Regions from separate parts of the Homo sapiens genome. Here regions 1 and 2 are each linked to region 3. The links are chromatin contacts, found by Hi-C or POLR2A ChIA-PET in ENCODE. All regions are on one chromosome and are shown on one strand. The core of a region is the stretch at or near the end of the contact, and the rest is flanking DNA. Distances in the headings are between cores, read along the strand shown.

Region 1 (4,421 bases), core at 517-3,016, 33 kb before region 3:
GAAGTTCAGTAGCTAGACAGTCTGCTCTCCAGCAGACTTACACCTCTAAGTAAAGAGAAGTTGCTGGTGTATGTAAATAGGTAAGGGTGGGAATAGTGGAACTCCATTGACCAGGGAGAAGGCACTAAAGGAGAGACAGAGAGCAGCGATGTCTCCCTGCGTCAGTGAAGCCAGCCCTTTACTTAGAGGCGATGGGGGAAAATAGGAAGGCAGAAGAGCTCCACCTAGGAGGTAATAGACAAAGGAAAGAAGTTCCCATGGACGCTTGGAGTGAAAGTGGAAATATACCAAGGAAGGGACCCCAGAGGTCTGGGTGAACCACTCAGCCCTGGGAGGCCGGAGCTCAAGAGGATGGTTGCGTCATCAGAAGCAAAAGAAGTGGAAGTTGTAAAGAGACCCTTAACTTGAACAGTCAAGTAATGATGATTTTGTTGGTTTCTGTGACTTAGAGACATCATAAAGAAATTGTTGGGCCAGGCGCGGTGGCTCATGCCTGTAATCCCTGCACTTTGGGAGGCCAAGGCGGGCGGATTACTTGAGGTCAGGAGTCTGAGACCAGCTTGGCCAACATGGTGAAACCCCATCTCTACTAAAAATACAAAAATTAGCCAGGCATGGTGGTGCATGCCTGTAGTCCCAGCTACTTGGGAGGCTGAAGCAGGAGAATTGCTTGAACCTGGGAGGTGGAGGTTGCAGTGAGCTGAGATCACGCCACTGCACTCCAGCCTGGTGACAGAGCGAGACTCCGTCTCAAAAAAAAAAAAAAAAAAGAAAAAAGAAATTGTTGTATTTTTGAAGACTTTGTTTATTATTATTATTATTATTATTATTATTATTATTATTTTTGAGACAGAGTCTCACACTGTTGCCCAGGCTGGAGTGCAGTGGTGCAATCTCGGCTCACTGCAAGCTCTGCCTCCGGGGTTCACACCATTCTCCTGCCTTAGCCTCCCAAGTAGCTGGGACTACAGGTGCCCACCAACACGCCCGGTTAATTTTTTGTATTTTTAGTAGAGACAGGGTCTCACCGTGTTAGCCAGGATGGTCTCGATCTCCTGACCTTGTGATCCGCCCGCCTCAGCCTCCCAAAGTGCTGGGATTACAGCCTCCCAAAGTGCTGGGAGCCACCGCGCCCGGCCTGAAGACTTTGTTTAAACAAATGTCTATATCACTCGTGAATTTGGGTTTTTTGAAGACTTTTTTTTACTGCAGGAAGTTATGAACAAAGCCAAGCTGATGATCAAATCCTTTCCAGAACAGTGGTTGAGATCTAACCTCCACCCAAGCCAGCAAGCAGGTAACAGATCTGGGCAGGAAGGCATTATCTGTACCTTAAGAAGACCAAGTGAGGTTAACATGCAGAGGGGAGGGATGGCAAAGCCAGAGTAGGTGGCACATTTGACACTTTTCATAAGAAAATGACTTTCTTGTCTGACTTTTTGGTAGAAAATTCTCATGAGTAAGTACCGGTTATGGTCATTTCCCCAGAGCTAACATGAGACTGTAATGACTAAAATGTGGATTGTGATTCAGTTATTCTAATCTTATATTCAGTACCATTCAACAAGACTGGAAAAGAAGCACCCCTTTATATCCAGGAAACTGTCAGAAGGGACCACTGAGAGCAGACGGCAGAGCATGTTAGACTAGACAGCAACAGAGCCGCTGCATTGAGGCCTGCCACGCAAACACACGCCCACTCCCAAACAGCTTGGATTTCCAACGTGAGACGGGAATGCGTGGGAAATCGCCAAGGCAGAAAGGCCTCAAGCCAATTCTGCAATTAGCCAATAGCCTGTACTGGCCTCCACATTCGTTTAGATAAATTTTGAAATCATCAGCAAACTGTGGAGCTAGATTCTTTCTTTGCGAAGACAAAGTCAGACAGTGTTAACCTGCGTAGCGCCATGAGGAAAGGATGTGGGACGAGCTCTACTTCCCACCCCCGGCAGGAGCTGAATCATTCTGCAGGGACACCCCTGGCTGTGTGTGGCCTGGCGTGGTCCTCGCTGGCAGTGGGGAGAGGGGTCCCTGCTGGGGGTGGAGACTGGGTCCAGGACCTAGCAGCCCTACCTCGAGGCCCTGCTTCCAGGCTCACCCCCATCTTAGTTAAACCTGCAGAGGGGATGTTAATTAGCAAAGACTGGCGCTCAGGGAGTTGGGGGAGCTCTTAGCCCTCTCCCTTCCAAGAAAGATGACCTTTTGGACCCAAAAAGGAGAATTGGGCTCCAGTTGCTCTCGTTCGAGGCACTCGGAGTGCTTCCCACGTATCTCATTTATCCTCATGACACCCCAGAGAGGTAAGTTTGTTTGAGGTTTATACAAAGTTATGATTATGCCTATAGATTCCAGTTCCTGCCTCTATGTCATTCTAAACCTCGGGTCTCATCCCCATCTCACTTTTCCTAACATAACTAAACCCTTCGGGGAATGAAACGTCTCAGGCTTTCGCCTCGCCAAAGGGCGGTTTTCCCCCTTCCTTCTTTGTTGTTGTTAAGTTTGATTTATTGCTTCGCATTCTAGCCAGGCTCGATGGATGTTCGGAATATTATAAATAATGTGGATTGAAAAGATTGTGCTGAAATGTTTATTGCGTTCTTAGAAAGAGAACAAGGAATGGCGCGGAGAGTGTGGCAGTGGGGAAAGAGGGGCGTGAGGAAGGTGGGAAGACCCATCCTGCTCCTAGGATATTTTAGTGTGTCAATAAAAGACAGTGCTCAGAAGGGAAAGAACTTATATTGCAATCATGCTATCAAGAATGCAGAAGTGTTCCAGCGGGCGTAAAGAATATACTTCAAGAATGTAAGGACCATAAGGAACTAATCATTAGACATTCTCTGTCTCATTTCCTCACCCACGGTGTTCGAAGAAAGCCAGCAATGGAGAGGTTGTCTGTGCTTTAAAACTAGCTCGCTGGCGCGCTAGCTTCGGGGTACGCTCTGGGATGGCAGACAGCTGTGGCTAGCTGTGTGTGAGTGAGAAGGCACCCCCTTGTGACTTATTTTGCACCTTACAATCTGGAATCTTTGTTCTTCAGGTGCTCTAGAAATATAAATGTTATCCAAGGTTGGGACCCCTGATGCGGTGGAAATAAATGCCACACTGGCTCATGGGCATCCAGAGATCACATTTCAAGCTGAAATCCTACCAGCCACTCCCTGCCGGGTAGTTATCTGGTCCTTGTTCCTTCTCAGGGCATTTCCTCGGGCTTCTGTGAGGAAGAAGGCAGCGTCCTTAGTGGCCAAGGCCATCTGTGTCAGCCTGATGTGACACAGCAAAGCCCGGCAATCTGGCAGAGATCATTCTTTGAATCCCTCTCTATTCTAAGCAAGAGCGGTCATTTGGCCACCCCAGCTGCTGCTGTTGGTCCCACACACCCCCTCAGAACAGAACCGTCTTTGTCAAGAGGAAATGAGGCTGAGGGATATTGGCGTGGGTGTGGATTAGGACAGCAAGAGGGCTTTGTGTCAAACACATCCCAGCCTGCTCCACTTCTCGGGGTGCATCATCAGCAGGGACAGTCACTGGGTACCTGCTTTGCCCCCAGGACAGTGACTTTCCTTCCAGCTAGGGAGCCCTGGCCCATTATCCGTACTTATAGTCGCCAGAGAAAGCCACGGTTTCTTCTATCATGGTAACAGATGATATTTTATTGTATGGTGTGAAGAATTTCTTCAGCACCAGAGGAGTCACATGGAGGCTTGTTAAAACAGGTTTCTAGGTAGGACCCTTGAAGTTGAATTTCTTTCTTTCTTTTTTTTTTTTTTTTTTTTGAGATGGAGTCTTGCTCTATAGCCAGGCTGGAGTGCAGTGGCACAATCTTGGCTCACTGCAACCTCTGCCTCCCCAGTTCAAGTGATTCTCCTGCCTCAGCCTCCCGAGTAGCTGGGACTACAGGTGCGTGCTACCACGCCCATCTAATTTTTGTATTTTTAGTACAGATGGGGTTTCACCCTGTTGGCCAGGATGGTCTCGATCTCTTGACTTCGTGATCCACCCACTTCGGCCTCCCAAAGTGCTGGGATTACAGGCGTGAGCCACCACGCCCGGCCGCATTTCTTTCTTTTTTGAGACAGGGTCTCACTCTGTCACCCAGGCTAGAGTGCAAAGGCGCATCTCGGCTCACTGCAACGTCCGCTTCCTGGGTTCAAGCGATTCTCATCCTTCAGCCACCTGAGTAATTGGGATTACAGGCACATGCCATCACGCCCAGCTAATTTTTGTATTTTTAGTAGAGACGAAGTTTCACCATGTTGGCCAGGCTGGTCTCAAACTCATGACCTCAAGTGATCCGCCCGCTTCGGCCTCCCAAAGTTTTGGGATTACAGGCATGAGCCACTACGTCCAGCCTGAAGTTGCATTTCTAACAGTCTCTTCAGTGATCTGTGCTCCTGGTCCCACGTCACACTGTGAGTTGCCAT
Region 2 (5,143 bases), core at 171-2,670, 33 kb after region 3:
ACACTCTGGACAATAAGCTGACTGCGGCTGTCTCTGTGAGACACCAAAGCTGCCTGGACCAACGAACCCACAAACACAGGCTCCCCAAACAAAAGACGTCAGCCAGCACCCTTTGCAATTATTCTGATGATACCCCTGAGACAGCCTGGGTAAAGGGCTTAGGCTTTATTTATTTATTTATTTAGAGATGGAGTGTCGATCTGTGGCCTAGGCTGGAGTGCAATGGCATGATCTCAGCTCACTGCAACCTCCGCCTTCCAGGTTCAAGCGATTCTTCTGCCTCAGCCTCCCGAGTAGCTGGGATTACAGGCACACACCACTACGCCTGGCTAATTTTTGTATTTTTGGTAGAGATGGGGTTTCACCATATTGGCCAGGCTGGTCTCGAACTCCTGACCTCATGATCCACCTGCCTCAGCCTCCCAAAGTGCCGGGATTACAGGCGTGAGCCACTGCACCCAGCTGGTTTAGGCATCTTTTAAACCTGCCAAACTCTTTGACAACAAAGAGGGCACGAGTTGGGCTGGAGAGGGTTTGAGTGGCACCAGAAATCAGAAGGCCATGCCACCTTTAACAGATGTACAGCTAATATCTGAAAAATGGGACCCTTGAGCTCTGAATCAGAAGGCTTTTCTGCAGGCCTCAGCCTGCTGTCTATGGGGTGTGGGGTGTTAGTTGGACAAGAACATCTCTTCCTGGACCCCAGGATACAATCCGCGGCTCCAGTGGCAATGGTCTCAGACTACTGATGAGCTTCAGGGCTGCAGGATGCTGGGAAGTGGAAAGGATCTAGCAGGACAGAGGGGGTGGCAGACAGGCGACCAAGGAACTCAAAATGCTGGCTCTGTGACTTACAAAGCTGTGTGTCCTTGGACACATTGCTGCACTTCTCTGAACCTCCGATTCCTCATTTATTAAGCGGGGGTGAGCGTTTGTAACAATCTTTTAAAGTTCCAGCGAGATGAAGCCCGACATGACAGGCACTAAAAAATGTTGGCTCTCATTATCTTTACTCTAGTTTAGGAGCCATGGCAGAAAAGCAATTTTATTGTATTACTGGCACATCCAATTATTTTAAACCCAAAGATATTTCTCACTCAAGTATGTCCTTGATTCACTGAATAATGGCTGACCTCTGGCTGTTCTGAAAAGCAACTCCATCTGTAGCGGATGTGGTTCCTTCACGGCACTTGTCACCCTGTGCAGTGATACATTTTTCAGTTTGGTTTGTTTATTGTATCTCTTCCTCCCCAAAGTGAAGTCTTCACTGCTGTATCCCCAGGGCCCGGGACACATAACAAGCCCTCAATAAATATTTGTTGAGCAAGTTCAATAAAAACGGGCGCAGCTGCCACCACTGTGCGGCAGACAAAGTGACCCTCAGCCGAGCAATTCCGGCACTCCCATACTCCAAAGGTGGAAGTCACCAGGCTCGAGTCTCTGTAAACAGCCGAAAAGTAAAGGCTCCAAGCAGGAATCGGAAGGGCAGAAAAAGGCAATTTTGGAAAATGCTGCAAAACTTAAAAAGCGAAGCTTGGAGAGTGTGGCTCCGTGCCTGGGGAGGAGAGCAGGAGCCGATAAATCTTCCCTCTCCAGGGAGGTTTGAAGGGCTTTGGTGTTTTGTTTGGACTTTAATAACACAGATCCTAAATCCACTGCCTTATGATGAAAATATATTTGCAGATTTAAAAATATGGGGCATTGGATTCTGAGGGCAGCTCTCACAGGAGGAGCCAGGAAGGTTCCGAGGCTGGGTGACCTCCTGAGGATGAAATCCCCTCCCAGGCTGCCTGGCCTGGAAGCCCATCCCGTGTCATTCCTGCCTAGTGCACCGGGACCCCCAAAGGGAAGGCACGGAGAGGCACGCTGGGGTGGACTTCTGGGAGGGGGCAAGCCTGCCAGGCTTTTTCTACCTGAGCCGCCCCAGCCCCCTCCCCCCGAGGGCAGGGCAGTCTGCAGCCTGGCTCAGGGGTGGGGTGGCCGGGCTGGGAGAGGTTGGGGGCTGCACTGACCATGTGAGATGGGAGCTCAACCCCTCTTCTCCACTTGGAACAAGAGGGTGCAAATGAGTCCCCAGCAGGCTCTTTCTTTTTGCTGAACAAGATGGATTGGAAAACAAATTGGCTCAAATAAAGCATGTAATTAGATTAAAGCCTCTTGCCCAGAGCATTTGGGACTGCAAAAAGCCCTCCTGACTGGAGGCAGGAGACCTCAGCTGGCTGAACCAGCTCCTGGACATCCAGAATTTTCTCTTGACCCTCAGCTGCTCAGTCCCAGTCCTCCCCAGCCAGTGTCAACTCTGCTGAGGAAATTGCTTCTACCGCGAAGTCACCCCAGACCCTGCTCTGCCACCAGTCCCAGACCTAGGGGTCACCCTGTTCCCAGCCTACAGATGCTGCCTCAGCCTCAGAGGCATGCCCCAGTTGGAGCTCAGCCCGTCTGCGGCAGGAGCAACCGGAATGGTGATGAGTCTACACCTGCCAAGCTCTCACCAAAGTGCTTTCCACCCAATGTCCCGAGTAAGCTGCACAGCCACATAGGAAGAGGCAGTTCGGGTGGTATTAGGACGGCCATGGCCATTACACACAGGAGAAAACAGAGGTACAAGTGTTCAGCATCCAAAGTCACTGGCCGGTGGGGGCCCATTCCCTAACACAGCTGCCTTCCACTCCAGCACAGGACAGAGGGGTCTCTTTCCATACACAGAGCCATGGCAACCTGTTGACTAGTGAGTACTGACCCTTAACCTCCCCCCATCGCAATGCAGGAGCTGCCCCTTCTCTCTCTCTCTCTGAGACAGGGTCTCCCTTTGTCACCCCAGCTGGAGCGCAGAGGCGCAATCACAGCTCACTGCAGCCTCGAACCCGTGGGCTCCAATGATCCTACTTAGCCTCCCACGTAGCTAGGACTACAGGTGCACACAACCAAACATAGCTAATTTATTATTTTTTGTAGAGATGAGGTCTCACTATGTTGCCCAGGCTGGTCTCGAAGTCTCAGGCTCAAGTGATCCTCCTGCTCTGGCCTCCCAAAGTGTTAGGATTACAGGCATGAGCCACTGCACCTGGCTGCCCCTTTTCAAGGGACCATCCTTTTGGCTTCCCAGCCCTCAGGCAGAACCTCCGTGTAGCTTCCTCTACCCCCATCTATTCTTGCCACCATACCCTTCCCCAAATAGTGCCCTCATGTCCATGAGGCTTCCTGCCCCTCCTCCCACCAGCCAAGCCTTTAGGAGATAAAGTGGTGTTCACAGCCTTCCAGGGGAAGTGGGCCACATTCAAGAAGTTGCTGCACTTGAGAGAGCAAGTTTCTCTTCCTGCACCTGTTTCTGAAGTTCCTCATCCAAATGGCAGATAAGTTCTGGCTCTTAATGGTAATGAAAGCCCAGGCAGGGAAGAAGAGAAAGAAAAGAAGAAAGTGTGAAACCTGGAGTTCCTATTTTGAAAGGCCTGATAATGAGCAACATATCTTCAGAAAAAAAAAAAAATGAGGGTTGACAGCACTGATGGAAAGCAAGTGAACAGGCAGCACACAGACCACCGGTTACTCTACCCAACCTCATGGCAGGCATCACTAATCAACCACAGCACCCTAATGGGGCCCAGAACTCAGTAAGGTATTCCTCATTGACGTCCTTCAACTTCCAAGCTCTGCATCCTACAGTGGCTATTTGGGAGGGTAGCTGTGTCTCTGCCTGGTATGTGAAGGGTAGGGAGTTGCTTAGTGGGGAAGCTGATGCATCCTTGCTATCCCCGATTCACTGCCATTTGCCACCGACTGATAGACTGGACGCAGGCCACAGAATCCACCCCCTTGGAACTGAAAGGGTTGCTTGGCTCACGCCTGTAATCCCGACACTTTGGGAGGCCGAGGCAGGCAGATCACATGAGGCCAGGAGTTCGAGACCAGCCTGGCCAGTGTGGCGAAACCCTGTCTCTACTAAAAAATACAAAACTTAGCAGGGTGTGGTGGTGGGCGCCTGTAGTCCCAGCTACTCAGAAGGCTGAGGCAGAAGAATCACTTGAACCCAGGAGGTGGAGGCTGCAGTGAGCTGACATGGCGCCACTGCACTCCAGCCTGGGCAACAGAGACTCTGTCAGAAAGAAAGAGAGAGAGAGAGAGAGAAAGAGATAGAGAAAGAGAGAGAGAAGGAGAGAGAGAGAGAGAGAAACAGAGGAAGAGAAGAGAAAGAAAAGGAAGGAAGGAAGGAAGGAAGGAAGGAGGGAAGGAAGGAAGGAACGGTTACTAAGGGTGGTCTATCCTTGCACTCCTGTTGCCATTCCCATTCTCTTAATCTCCCTGAATCTCCCTCATCACCGATCCTAGGACTGGACAGGACTGCCATCAGCTGAGCCTCACCTGACTTCTGTCACCCCACAGATGGCCTTATCTCCACTTTCTGGCACAGCCCAGCACAAGCCTTCCATCTGTTTCACCCTCAGAACAGCCTTCAAAACTTTTGAAGAAGGAGCCCCTCCCCTTCCAAGGCTTCCTGGTTCCTTCAAACTTAGAGGGCATGGTTTTTAGAAACCCCATTATGCTGCTTCCTCTTCCTAGACTCTCTGGTCCTCAGTTCTTTTTCTTTTCTTCCTTTTTTCTTTTCCTTTTTTTATGAGACAGAGTCTCACTCTGATGCCCAGGCTGGAGTGCGGTGGCATGATCTCAGCTCACTGCAACCTCCACCTCCCGGGTTCAAGTGATTCTCCTGCCTCATCCTCCCAAGTAGCTGGGATTACAGGCGCCCACCACCACGCCTGGCTAATTTTTTTTGTATTTTTTAGTAGAAACAGGGTTTCACCATGTTGGCCAGGCTGCTCTCAAGCTCCTGACCTCAAGTGATCTGCCCGCCCCAGCCTCCCAAAGTGCTGGGATTACAGGGGTTAGCCACCGCGCCCAACCAGTCCTCAGTTCTTGATATGAGAATTGAAGAGACCAGCCATTTCCTCCCTACTTTACAGACATCTATGTTGAGCCTGAAAGTGCTTCAGATTCTTTGGAAGGTATGATAGAAACCTCCAAGTGTTGTAAACTGGAGCCACTTATCTGTTTATCTTCATTCTCTGGAATACAGGTGAGAACTAGGCAGTAAGAGGTTCAAACAGTCAAACTACTATCACAAAGGAATCAACACATTGGCAGGAGG
Region 3 (5,117 bases), core at 1,018-3,517:
AGACCACCGGGCGGACAGCCTGTGCCCTGCGGGGTGCTGAGCCGAAGGGAGGGGCAGGACACTGGCTGAATTTTCCGCAAGATGCCTTGTTGCTTGGCGTGTCGCCAGCTCCGTTGCTGAGGTGGCCTCAGAGACCACCACAAATGCAAGCCCCTCACAGGACACCCGTGAGACCCAGACCCAGGGTGGGATATCGTGGGGCTGCCACAGCCCTTCTGGGCAGGGTGAAGAAACCACACTGGCATAGACAGAAATAGGACAACCGCCCCAGCAGCGTAGTGCCTTGTGATGCTGATGGCGCCCAGCACACCACACTGGGCATCCGAGGGGCGCTGACAGCTTGGAGAGGGGCCCTGTCTTCTAGCCTTGGGCTGGATTCAGGGAAGCCAAATGCCCCTTCCCAGGGCAGGTCTGTCTGCTCCCTGCCCCTGAGGCACCTCTGCCAGTCTCTCCTGGAGTCTCTCCAACCACCCTGAGGCAGCCAAAACACCTTTCTAAAAACACCTTTCTACCACCTCTTCGGAGCATCCAAGGCCTGCCTTCCTGGAACCTGGAGCTGCCATCTGGCAAGTCCGTCCCTGCATCCCGCACCACTTTGCTGCCTCCTCTGAAGATGTGATTGTCCCCATGCCCTACCCCACCCCGGGCTCCTGTTCTCCAGCCCAGATGCCAGTGTCCTCAAGAGGCAGTAACCAGGGCCAGGGGCTCGGTGGCCACTCCCCCAAGAGCACCCTCCCAGCCTGCACAGGGATTGGGCGGGTAGGCTGCAGAGCTGGAGTGCAGTGAGGGCCAGCGTGGCCCCTGGTCAGAAAGTCGGGCTCTGGAGTTTGAGCCCCAGTCCTGCCACCAATTTGCAGCATGACCTTGGGCACGTGTACTCCAGTCTCCTTGCTGGTGATAATGAGTCCCTGTCCCACAGGGTTGTCATGAGTACACACTGGGAGCATGTGGGTAAAGTGCCTGGCACACAGCAGGTGCTCAATAAATGGCAGCCGTGATGCGGGTAAATGTGGGGAAGGCGGAGGGAAGCCAGACCACCGGGGGCCGAGCTTCATACTTGGTATGACCCTTTTGAGCAGCCAAACTCTGGCCGGGAAAGTGAAACCAATTTCCTGACTGTGAGGGGAGCCAGGCCTCTTAATTCAGTGCGCCGGGTGTGAGGATGTGGGCCAGAGGCCCGGGCAGTGCAGAGAGCCCAGGAAGGCAGGGAGCCAGGAGGCCCCAGGGCACAGGAATGGACCCTGTGTGAGGAGGTCAGAACAAAAGGGGCTGCCTGCTTGAGGACCGTGTCTCTAGGAGATTTTGGAAGGAGGGCTGGGGCACAGTGGAGGGCACGGGCAGACTCCACAAAGACCGTCTGGAAAGGCACGGTCAAGGTGTGGCCCAGGCCAGACCCAAGACAGCTGTAGGGGGCAGGCCGGCAGCCTCTGTGCCTTCCCTTGGAGAAGCCAGCATGGCCTCCTTGGCCCCCAGGAACCTGGTCATTCCTGTGCCCCTGCCCACCCATGGCTCAGGCACTCTGGTACTTCACTGAGCCAGCAAACCCCATCCCAGCTCAAACAAGCCCCCGGCCCCAAGCCAGGCCCAAGTGCCTTCGCAGCCTGCAGACTCCAAGCCCGTTCAGGCCCTTTCCAGCTGTTGACATTGCTGAGGGGCCTTGCGGGAGCTGATGTCATTTACATAAATAGTGTCACTGCCGTAAACCCAGCCAGTGCCCCTCCCCCTCCCCCTGGAAAACGTCATAAAAAGGGCTGGTTCCAAGTTTCCAAAAGGAAACTCTCTGGGAGGTTTTGCGTTTGCGATGCCTCCTCCAACAGGCAGCTCCAGCATGAGGCGGTGACCACCCGGCTTGGGCTTCTCAGGGGTGTCCCTGGGCCCACTGCCTTCCGGATGGGCCAGCCCCACGCTGGGCAGGGGCAGGGGCAGGGGCAGAGACAGGCAGCAGCAGGGGCTTCCTCTCCTCTCTCCACAGGTGAACCACTCACCGACCCCAAGCCCCCACCCAGTAGGACCCACTCAGCAGGTAGCAGTGGAGACAGAGGCCGCCTGGGGCATGCTGGCTGGACAGGAGCTGTCCACTCCCCAAATGCTGCCAGGCCCCTTCAGATGGAGGAGTCCAGGCTGTGACAGCCAGGTGGCCCGCGGGGAACTGCTAGAAGGGGCCGGGGAGAAAGGGGGGGATCCCGTCGGCTGCGTGTCGGGTGGTGGTTTGGTGGGTGCTCCGCGCCCCGCCCACACTACGGGCTTGAGAATTCACAGTTCTCCTCCCGTCCACGTCTCCGCGCCATCCACGCCCCGCGCCTGGGGCCCCAGTTGTGCGATTCTGCGCCCGCCCCCGGGCCCCAGGGCAGGCTGCCCCCAGCCCCTCCACGGCGGCCGCGCCCAGGCCCAGGGAAGCGCGTCTCTGCTCTGGAAGGAGCCCCGTGAGGTAGCTACGTCTCGTCATTTCTCCAGGGCCCGGCCGGCGGCGCACCCCGCCCCGCGTGCACGCGGCTCCCGCCCAGAGCGCGCAGGGTGGGGGTAGGGGGAGGGGCCGCCGAGGGTCCCGCCCCCCGCGCCGTGCGGCCCCGCCCCCTCCCTCCCCCCACCTGGGAAAGCCCTCGCGGGCCAAGTCCGCGGCGGCCGGGCCAAGGCGCCCGCTCTCGCTCGGCCCCGCCCTGGCGCCCGCCCGCCCGCCCGCCCGCTGCCTCGGCGCTAGGCCTTCTTGCACTTGCCCTTCTTCTCACGCTGCTGGAACTTGCGCAGCCGCCGCGCCCACGTGTCCCGCCACTGGATCACCAGGCTGCTTTTATCGGCCACGATGCCGCTCTGGTCCGGAGAGTCCTCCGCGTTGCCCAGCAGCAGGTACTTCTTGAGGGGCTTGATTTTGGGACACTTGCAGGCGATGTCCCGCGAGCGGATCCACAGGCTCTGGTCACCGCGGCGGATGCGGCTCGTGCCCTGCTTATACACGGAGATGATGTTCACCGTGAACTTCCACCAGTCCCCCGCCTTGTCCGCCTTCAGGATGTGGATCTGGACGGCTGCAAGGAAGCACAGGCAGACGGGTGGGCTCCCAGCTGCTGTGGCTAGGTCCGCCCTGCCTGAGCCTGGGGAGAAGGGAAAGGAGACCCAGCCCCAGGAAGTGACTGCACAGAGTGGCCCATACAGGAGCGCGTGGGTGGTGGCAAGCTGATCGTAGACCCCCACCTGCTAACAACAGGGCCAAGAAGCCTTGCCTCCCACGCTGTGAGGGTGCCACCCAGCACTGCCGTCGGGACAAGCCATCTCCTGGCCTTGTCAAGGCCCACTTTGTCCAGGAAGCCTACAGGTGCTGACCACGCCCCCAGCACTCTGGGCAAGCTGTCTGCCCAGGGCAGGCGCTCGGGTGAGAGCAGTGCTGGCGGGGAGAGGGAGGTTCCTCAGGGGTGCGCTTCTCCAAAGGCCCAAGTCACTTTACACCAGCCCTCATGACACTCCACACACAGCCTGGCCCTCCAACCAGCCTCAGAAAACCATAATGGGTCCTCAATGCTCAGGGACAGAAGATGAGAACCCACCCTTTGGGGTGGCCGTAGTGCCTTTTCCAGAGCCCCGGGAACCTTGGACTGCCGCTTCCCACGCCTAAGCCATCCCTACCAGGTGGCCTCCCTTCCTCCATGCCGCCCAAGGTCCCCAGACCATTCCTCTTACTCCAAATTCTCTGCCAGTATTTTCCCTAGTAGAAGGACTTCCCCAAATGGAGCATGCATCAGAATCCCCTGGCCGGCTTGTGAAAATACACTGCTGGGCCCCGCCCCAGAGCTTCAGATTGAACAGATCTGGGTGAGGCCCTAGAATATGCATTTCTCACAAGTGGTGCCGATGTCATTGACTCAGAGGACAAATGTTACCAGATGTCATTTCTGCAAGATAGTAAGGGAGATTTCAAAAATAAGAGACGCTAAATAAATGAGAAACTTTGCTCTAGTAAGTTTGTGAAATACTAGGTTAAACAAAGTCAAGAGGTTCCTTACTGCAAGACTTTTCAGAGCCTTTAACCTAAGAATCCTGTATACGTGTGTTGGTTTCTCAAACAACTGTGACTGCAGAACCCTTTGGTTGGTGCATCTCAGGTCACCAGAGCCTCATGGGGCCTTCTTGGGGACCTGCTGGGGGTGGACACATGATCATTGCCCCCAGACCAGGGGGTACCTGGAGGGGCCTCTGCTGTACTCACCTCTGTTCAAGAGAAACAGCCATCCACTCACTCCCCTGCCCCGCACTGTCTTCCCCTCACTGATCCCACCCTCACACACTGTAGCCTTCACTGGGCGAAACACCTTTATTCCCCAGGCTGGGCCATGGAGTAGACTTGAGCCCTCCTGAGACAGGAGCAGCAGCTTGAAGAAACCAACACACAGGCAAGCTCTGTGGCTTCAGCAGCCACAAGGACACCTCCCCAGGGAACGTCCAGCAGTCATCACTTCCCCACTTACCACTCCAGACAATGGAACCACCCCAGCTGAGCCTGCCCTCCTATGCTGGCTGGCTTCTGTCAACGTCTCTGGGGGCCACTCTGCTCCTGCACTCCGAGGGCACCCCCCTGCACCCACACATGGACCAGGGGATGGGGAGGGCAGGGACAGCCGAGTGCAGGAGAGCACTGAATGCCAACCGAGTCATCCTTCCAGGGTGAGGGAAGCGGATTTTCCCGTATTTTCATTTCAGCTGTTCCTGGGCATCCTGAACTTTGCACTCCAGTCTGAGGGCTCCAAAGAATGGCTGCCATGGCAACCGTTTCCATGTTTTTGTCACCAAGGGACTCAACACTCAGTGTGAACTCTGGGTGGGGGGAGCCCTCCAGCCCAGAGAAGTGGCTGGGCCGAGTGTATTTGACTGTGCAGACAGAGGTCACCGTGGCAACTGAGTGCCCCTTAGCTAAGCAATGGGGGAGCCACCCCCAGCATCCCTGAGAGCCCCGCTTTCCTCTCCCCAGGACTGAGCTGAATACGAATGAGCTCGGGATATGGCTGTTTCTGCCGTGCTGGACACCTCGGACCCCTTGTACAGCTGTGGTGTCCCCAGCCAGCATGGGCTGGAGCAGCCCAACAAGGATGCTGCAGAAGGCACCCTGGGCTGGGGCTCCAGGAGAGCTC

What was found. Hi-C counts contacts between places; a loop is a spot of excess contacts on that map. ChIA-PET counts read pairs that join two places held with the same protein, here RNA polymerase II (POLR2A). Pooled maps may share reads with other maps.
Region 1: a map with no recorded cell type shows a loop between it and region 3 (6-fold over the local background). The contact joins two enhancer-like sites. A Hi-C loop is called at or near these places in 4 of 168 maps with a recorded cell type or tissue (heart left ventricle, heart right ventricle and ovary), 1 of 37 single-sample maps with no recorded cell type and 13 of 50 pooled maps. POLR2A ChIA-PET finds 5 or more read pairs at or near these places in 9 of 52 experiments (BJ, HCT116, HepG2 and 5 more).
Region 2: a map with no recorded cell type shows a loop between it and region 3 (4-fold over the local background). The contact joins two enhancer-like sites. A Hi-C loop is called at or near these places in 1 of 168 maps with a recorded cell type or tissue (ascending aorta), 14 of 37 single-sample maps with no recorded cell type and 8 of 50 pooled maps. POLR2A ChIA-PET finds 5 or more read pairs at or near these places in 7 of 52 experiments (BJ, H1, HEK293 and 4 more).

The regions. Positions count from the first base shown.
Region 1 is chr17:9,271,101-9,275,521 of GRCh38, reverse strand. The region is part of intron 7 of STX8 (syntaxin 8); the gene reads left to right. Among named protein-coding and RNA genes, the nearest start is that of NTN1, 250 kb to the right of the region's middle. RefSeq lists an enhancer at 2,021-2,522. Within about 2 kb of position 1,766, at least 4 of the 41 ENCODE cell types and tissues checked have a DNase peak (open chromatin) inside an H3K27ac peak, as active enhancers do.
Region 2 is chr17:9,203,273-9,208,415 of GRCh38, reverse strand. The region is part of intron 5 of NTN1 (netrin 1); the gene reads right to left. Among named protein-coding and RNA genes, the nearest start is that of NTN1, 180 kb to the right of the region's middle. Within about 2 kb of position 1,420, at least 6 of the 41 ENCODE cell types and tissues checked have a DNase peak (open chromatin) inside an H3K27ac peak, as active enhancers do.
Region 3 is chr17:9,237,546-9,242,662 of GRCh38, reverse strand. It overlaps NTN1 (netrin 1), which reads right to left. Exons shown (of 7, transcript NM_004822.3): 7 at 1-3,023. The coding sequence ends at 2,695. It overlaps LOC124903923 (a long non-coding RNA gene), which reads right to left. Exons shown (of 2, transcript XR_007065614.1): 1 at 4,458-5,117; 2 at 3,679-3,884. Among named protein-coding and RNA genes, the nearest start is that of NTN1, 220 kb to the right of the region's middle. RefSeq lists a silencer at 2,231-2,680. Within about 2 kb of position 2,267, at least 27 of the 41 ENCODE cell types and tissues checked have a DNase peak (open chromatin) inside an H3K27ac peak, as active enhancers do.